Linked DNA regions of Homo sapiens: region 1 is linked to region 2. The links are chromatin contacts, found by Hi-C or POLR2A ChIA-PET in ENCODE. All regions are on one chromosome and are shown on one strand. Each heading gives the region's core, a stretch centred on a gene start or an enhancer-like site at or near the end of the contact. The rest is flanking DNA. Distances are from core to core; before and after follow the strand shown. Region 1 overlaps SGMS2 (sphingomyelin synthase 2). Region 2 overlaps SGMS2 (sphingomyelin synthase 2).

Region 1 (3,539 bases), core at 968-3,467, 42 kb before region 2:
CTTTCAAGACTGGTAGTGATCAAAGACTTCTGAAAAAACAGGCAGTTTCAGGTAATGTGACATATTTTAAGTTTTCCCTAAGATTGTGGTTCTGACATGAATCAAGGTCTAATTCAGATAACATTTGGAACTTCTAATTTCAAGAATTATGTATAAATATATATTTCAGCTGTCTGTTTCCAACAGCTATTTTAAGAATATTCCAAGGTTTCTGGGGTCAAAAAAAAAATAGAAGGGAACACCACCTAGACTAGTAGATGAGAGTATTTATTTATCCCCAAGGAATTTCTTTAAAGGCTTGCTATTCTAGTTCTGCCTTTCCTGGTACTAAAAAGGAGCAGGTAATAAACAGTGCTGAGTTTCTTCCCTTGGTTAAGGGAAAACCAATTTAGCCTTTGATCCAACCTCAGGTTCCAACAGAGTGCTGTTTTGAATTGTGCTCCATGCTGTTAGACAAGGGGAAGTAATAAGCAGAAATTATTATGAGTCAATTACATTCATTCCAGCATTCTGAGTTCAGCTGTACTCAGAACAGAAAACCAACTTAGAAGGTGAAAGATGTACTCTACAGCCTTATTTAGAAAAAGAACTAGTGCTAATGACTTTTTCCCATAGCTTTGAAAGGTGCTTTTAAAAGAGAGAGCAAGCAACATTCCTCATTCAGCTGGGATGTTCAAAACAGGTTATAAAAATTATTCTACTAGTTACTAAAATGTAAGATCCAATTCTACTTCAAATGTAAAAAGGCAAACTTGTGTGAATTGCGACTGAAACAGTGGATATCATTAAAATTTATGGTCTGGCTATGTGACCGTGTGTTTGGACATGTTGAAAATCTAAGGTGGTAGGTAGAGGCAGTTAATAATAACTATCTAATGAAAATTCAAAAAGGATCTAGATGAAAATACAGCTAAATTGAGGGAAAGACTGTACTTCAGGGTGGAGTCCACATACTTACCAGATTCTGGACAATTTCTCTTTTCACACATATATCAATAAAACCTTGCTCTAAATAAAGGAGAAAGCAAATTATCTGCCGCCTTAGCAGGCTCTTACATTGTGTTAATTTCCAGACACTAAAGAGAAAAACACTGAAGTTCATAAATACATTTTTTGCTTTTAGCATAAAGCATCCTTTAACAATTTCAGGAGCAGGTTACTTTTTTAAGTAAAAGACAACTCATAGCTAAGTCTATTACTTAAGCATATTAAGGAAACACATGAAGAGTTATATTAAGGAAAATGCTTAGGAATGACTGCAGTTTGTGGAATAAGGTTTTAAGACTGCAAAGTTGCATTTGGGGAACTCTTTAACAAAGATAGACTGAATTCCTCTAATCACAAAACAGTAACAGTGTTAGGGTCTGAGTGGATATACCACATTGAGAGTTCTATAATTGATCAAGTAATGAAAAGTGTTACCAACTAAAAAACAATACAGCCAAAATTCTCTAAGAATGATCTTGTGGCATTAATACTGAAATCCTATTTGACTTGGAATGTTCAGATTGTATCCAAGTTAGCATACATTACATTTTTAAACTCTGTATTATGGTCAGTGTTTTGATCAAAATCATATTTTAGTGATTTAATCACTACCATCCCAGTGGAAAACAAATGTCTAAATGATGAATGAGAGGAAAGGAGGAATTAAGGAGCCTTCGTTTTTATGGACTAGGAGTCAGAATTCACATAGAGAAGCAGAAATAACCACTTCAGGGCTATGTCCAATTCTTAAGTGTCTTCAAAGCAAAAGTACCTGACTTATTTCTTCTTGATTTCCTACTATTCCAAAAATGAGGAGGCTGAACCCAGTGAACCATGAGCTCCTTTGTGGTGTCCAAGGAAAATCAGAGGGCAAGTTTACTTTAGAAATCTAAAAATCAAAACCGCATGGATCTGGTTCTAAACTCAGTCTCTTAAACACTTGTAACTAGATAGCAAGCAAACAAAAAACCGAAACCACATCCACACACCCAGCCCCACAGAAATGTAAAATTTGAGAATTGAATCTAGGCAAACCTTAAAGCAGGCTATTGACTCTAGACCAATACAGACATCACATTATGAGTAATGGAGAAAAAAGTTTCTCAACCTATTCCTTTTCCCACTTGTCAAGAGCCTGAAATAACAAACATGATGGGAGTGAATGTTATTCCTTTCCAAGCCTCTTGATTTATCATACAAATACCATAGCACCAAGTTGCTGGAAGTCAGGAACTGCACCTTAAATTCATCAACTCTGAGTCATCCACCACAGTACTGCTGTACACTGCCACTTTCATACACAGTTGCTCATCAAACACTTACTGAATAGTGACTGAATTTATTCAATGTGGTAGAGCTTTCTACTGTTTTCTTTCATCAAATGTTTGGGTAAGACTGAATTTATTGGGGGAAAAAAAGGAAAAATAATCTCAATAACCCATCTATTCACTCAAAAACAAACCCATGACAAATCCTCAAAACATTAGATTTACTTACTTGTATCTCAGAAACAGCCACTGGGTGATCCATAATCCAACTAATATAATCCCATTTATTTCTGATACAGAAAATGCCCATTTCACCCTATCAATGTAATCAAAAAACTTGTCTGGGAGTGGAGGGCTAAGCTCCTTGGGAGGGACCCTCTCATGTACAACTGTGATCATGACGGTTGTCAAGACGAGGTTGAAAACTGCATATATGAAGGCAATGCCCGTTTTCCACCACTCTAGTGGAAATTTGTTCCTTGATTCAGTGGGCATAGCAATTTGGATATAGTCCGGGTACTTTTTGGTGCCTTTTCGCAGCCCACTGGATAAGCTCTTGGGTTTACCATTGCCATTTTTGTTTTCTTCTTCAACAGGTTCAGCGGGTCTTGCATAAGTGTTCGTAGGATCACTGGGTTGATTTTCCAAATGTTCTTCAAGTTTTGCTGTCTCTATGATATCCATTGTCCCCTAGTCTTCAGATCAAAAAGGAGATGGTCAAGTTCTTGTTCTTTGTGGAAATTTAGCTTTTTTCAATCCTTCTATTTCCAAGATCAACATGGACTCTTACAATGGACTTTGTTTCCTAATACAAAATGTAGAAGGTAGCCATCCGATTACTGTTTCTTCCATGCAGCTATATGCTGTACCTTCACCACTTTCAAGAAAGGAAGCCAATTCTTCCCTCAAAAAGATGTTACTATCCCACCTAAAAGCAAAACAAAATTATGTTCAGAAACTATGCTTGTCCAACTGTCAACCATCCAAAACAGAAACATTCTTAAACTAAGGAAACAAATACCAAAGCCATTTGCTTTATAAATGTAACGTCAGAACCTAGTTAAAGCTGCTGAGATCAAGTTTATTTACAAAATACTGAACAGTTTTATCTTGGAATTCTTGTCTCTTTTTGAGCTAGTATTGGTAGAAATAGGAACATTTTAACAATCAGTTCCCTTTAAATTTCCTTAAAGAAAAATCAGGACCTAACATTGCAAACACTTCATCAGACACTATCACTTGTTGCTAACCATGAAGTCATAATAAGCTAGAAATTACCCAGAG
Region 2 (3,610 bases), core at 478-2,977:
TAAGTATTATGGCTCCAGGCATGATACTTAATTTCCCTGAGCCTTAGTTCCCTCATCTATAAATAGTACTAACTTAACAAGGTCCTTAAAAGAATCAAAGGTTATATAAAAACAAAAATAGATCTAAAGGGAGAGACAGATTGCAAAACAATAATAGTAGAGGACTTCAACACCCCACTTTTGGCAATGGACAGATCATCCACGCAGAAAATCAGTAAAAAACATTGGAATTAAACTATACTCTAGACCAAATGGACCTACTAACAGACATTTACACAACATTTCATCCAACGGCTATACAATACACATTCTTCTCAGCAGCACATGGAACATTCTCCAGAATAGATCATATCTTAGACCACAAAACAAGTCTCCACAAATTCAAAAAAGTCACTATTATATCCAAGTGTCTTTTCTGAATCCAATGGAATAAAACGAAAAATCAATAACAAGAAGAGCTTTGGAAACTGTGCAAATGTATGGAAATTAAGCAAAATGCTCCTGAACAATCAACAAAGAAATTAAGAAGGAAATTTAAACATTTCTCAAAATAAATGAAAATGGAAACACAACATACCAGAACCTATCAGATACAGCAAAAGCAGTACCGAGGGAATTTTATAGCACCATATGCCTACATCGAAAACATAGAAAGACTCCAAATAAATAACCTAATGGTGTACCTCAAGGAACTAGAAAAGAACAAATCCAAAATTAGTAGAAGGAAATAATAAACATCAAAGCAGAAATAAATGGAGAAAAAAGAAAGAACCAAAGGAGTTAATACTAATAAAGACATCAGAAACAGCACCTGGTATATAGTAAGCATTATATGTATTTGTTAAATGATTAAAATAGAGCATACTAGTTAAGTCTTGCAAAATGACTAAAACTGTACTGCATATTTGGCTCTCAACTCCTTTGTAGATAGAGGGGAAAAAATTTTCCAAACTCAGAGAAAGAGAGAAAATGCATATATCTCCATATGTGTTTGGAGGAAGGCAAGTGGGAACCATATTTTGTTCCTCAGGAGGAAAAAGAAAGCATTTGACACTTAACTTTAATATGGTCTGTACACAAGAGGCAATGAGCAATACTGCAGACCAGGGAAGACCGCCATATGACGTCACTTGATAGTTTTTCACTGTTTCTCAATAAATCCCAAGGCATAACTCTCTACAATTTCTGTAGTAGGAAGACAAGGCAATGTGATACAAATATACAGCTCTGATGATCGGCTCACAACTGCACCAGAAATCTCCAATCCATCTTTTACTTCCATTTCCCTCTGCCATGCTTCTGATAACCAGAGCTGAGGAGGAGACAGTTCCAGATCTCTGAAACAAATTCTCCAACATTAGGAGATGGCCAAAATATAGCCACATAAAAACACTAAGTAACCTGATGCATTGAAAAGCAACTCCCCCTAGAAGCATCTGTTTTTAAGTTTAATGGACTTCAGAGCCATTGTCTGGCTAAAGAACAGCCATAATCATCTCAGGGGATTAAACAACTTGGAAGAATATTCCTATTAGTCATAGTCATCTCAGGCTCCACCTAACAGTTAAACACAGAACTTTTATGAATTACAAAAGCTATTATGCTTAAGCCATGTTTTATTGTAAATTGGACAGTAGATAACTTTTCTTTAAAAGACTAGTTATACGGTGCAAACCTTAGCTAGAAAACGACCCGTCTTCCTTCAGATAGTCCCATATTGTACATGGAAGACACGATAAAGTTGAATTTCCACAGCTATTACACAGTCCTGTGACTAAGCTGATGTCCCAGTGATTTATCAGCCGTTTTCATTCCATCTGGCAAAGCATGTTGTTCTTAAGGCTAATTATTTAACAATGTTTTCTTCAGATAAAATGGTAATAATCTTATTAATCAACTATAGCAATGTATTTTCATTTGCATACCTATGGAGTATTGCTAAAGAGAATAGAAAATAGATTAATTCCCTTGCGGTTCACGTACACTAAATGTAGCATTCTGCAAGGAAGGAGAGCAAGAGATGGCATTTATAACTAACTCCTGTGCATTCTTGGAGAAGCTTTTTTTGACCATTCCAGACCGCATTTGGTTTCCTTTCCCTTGCTCCACGTTACTTTCTACTTTTTCTCTGACTTAACAGTTTGCTAACTGTAACTTTGGTCAGTTATTTGTAGAGATTTACTTGTCTCTTTCCAGTGAGACTGCAAGCTCTGTGAGGGAAGGGATCACATGTGTCAGATTCTCTGCTGTCTTTCTGGCACAGAATTGAGGGTTATAAATATTTGTTCACTGACTAACTCCCATTTTATAAGATAAGCTGTGTTCCTAAAGAATCACATGTCAGTTCCTCTCAAGATAAGGAAGTCACTGAAGTAATCTTATAAGGGGAGGGAGTAAGCCCCACTAATATCATTTAATATTATGAAACAGTGACCCACAAGTTTGAACTTACAGAAGCAGAGTCCATGGATATGGCTATGGCAGATGTGACTGAGGGGGAGGGAGAAAAGGAGTGGGGAGGAATGACCCACTAATTTAGATGGGTACTTTCAGAGTGAAAGTTTATTATAAGAGCTCAAATAGTGTTTTCTAATTATAGACTGTTAAATTTAAAATATATTGAAAGGCAACTCTGTACTTCTCTCTGCCCAATGCAGACTGAATTAAAATATCCAAGAAACAGGACTTTTTTTTTAAGCCCAGAAAGCCTGACACACCTATTAAAAAGTTCTGTCTCATAAGCTCTGCTTTCTACAGTTTCTGTTAGGTCTTCCATGGCCCAGACAATTGGCAATCTTGTTCTTTCTTTCATGACACAAAGTTGTTATATCCAAATGATTAACCTCCTAAGGTTAAAGTCATGAGCGATGACAAGAAGGTCATATAATATCATAACAGTAAAAATTAAATAATTTTAAACAAATGCCTTCAAACCTTCACAATAAAAGAAAATAAACTCTTATACTTTAACATTTAAAGTGAGAAAGTGTTTAACCTTACCAGTGAGAAAAGAAACTCAAAGAAGTGAGATACCATTTTTCTACATATTAAATTGACTCTTTAAAATACCAACATAAAATTATTACACTGCTTTCCAGGGCTATTGTAAAATATATTTCATATATTCTATAAACCTCCTAAGAACATCAACAAAGATTAGTTCTGAGCCTATTAACCAAGACATTGCCAGTAACAGTAAAAAAAAAAAATGAGAAACAAGTGTCCAATAATAAGAGACATGTTAAAAACAACATGGTGGGTAGGTACAATGGAATAATGAAATGCTCCTATCACAGTTAGTGGGGAATGATAAGAGGTGCATTATATATTCATGGGTATAAAACAATGATATGTGTATGATCCTATTTCTCCTGTTTCTACAAGTTGCATGTGTAAATATAAATGTGACTAGAAAGATAATGCAAAATGCTAACATATAATAGATTTATAGATGACTTAAATTTTTCTTTTGCTTATCCAGGCATAACATTTCCTAAAATAAACATGAGTTGCTATTATAATTAGAAAGTTAAAGAGAAAAGATGACACAAAAACTCCCAAAACACATTTCCAAATAGCTACCATAGTCACATTCTTTTTTAAAAAATTA

What was found. A loop is a pair of places that touch in the nucleus more often than their neighbours do. ChIA-PET counts read pairs that join two places held with the same protein, here RNA polymerase II (POLR2A). Pooled maps may share reads with other maps.
Region 1: a loop to region 2 is called in a map of PC-3, with 4 times the contacts of the local background. The contact joins two enhancer-like sites. A Hi-C loop is called at or near these places in 12 of 168 maps with a recorded cell type or tissue (Calu3, MCF 10A, PC-3 and 8 more) and 9 of 50 pooled maps. POLR2A ChIA-PET finds 5 or more read pairs at or near these places in 3 of 52 experiments (H1, MCF 10A and OCI-LY7).

The regions. Positions count from the first base shown.
Region 1 is chr4:107,894,954-107,898,492 of GRCh38, reverse strand. SGMS2 (sphingomyelin synthase 2) reads right to left here. Exons shown (of 7, transcript NM_001375905.1): 3 at 2,485-3,183. The coding sequence starts at 2,939. All of the region lies in intron 1 of CYP2U1-AS1 (CYP2U1 and SGMS2 antisense RNA 1), which reads left to right. Among named protein-coding and RNA genes, the nearest start is that of CYP2U1, 35 kb to the left of the region's middle. Within about 2 kb of position 2,217, at least 8 of the 41 ENCODE cell types and tissues checked have a DNase peak (open chromatin) inside an H3K27ac peak, as active enhancers do; they include endothelial cell of umbilical vein, where a contact is called at or near this core.
Region 2 is chr4:107,852,346-107,855,955 of GRCh38, reverse strand. All of the region lies in intron 1 of SGMS2 (sphingomyelin synthase 2), which reads right to left. Among named protein-coding and RNA genes, the nearest start is that of SGMS2, 29 kb to the right of the region's middle. Within about 2 kb of position 1,727, at least 3 of the 41 ENCODE cell types and tissues checked have a DNase peak (open chromatin) inside an H3K27ac peak, as active enhancers do; they include endothelial cell of umbilical vein, where a contact is called at or near this core.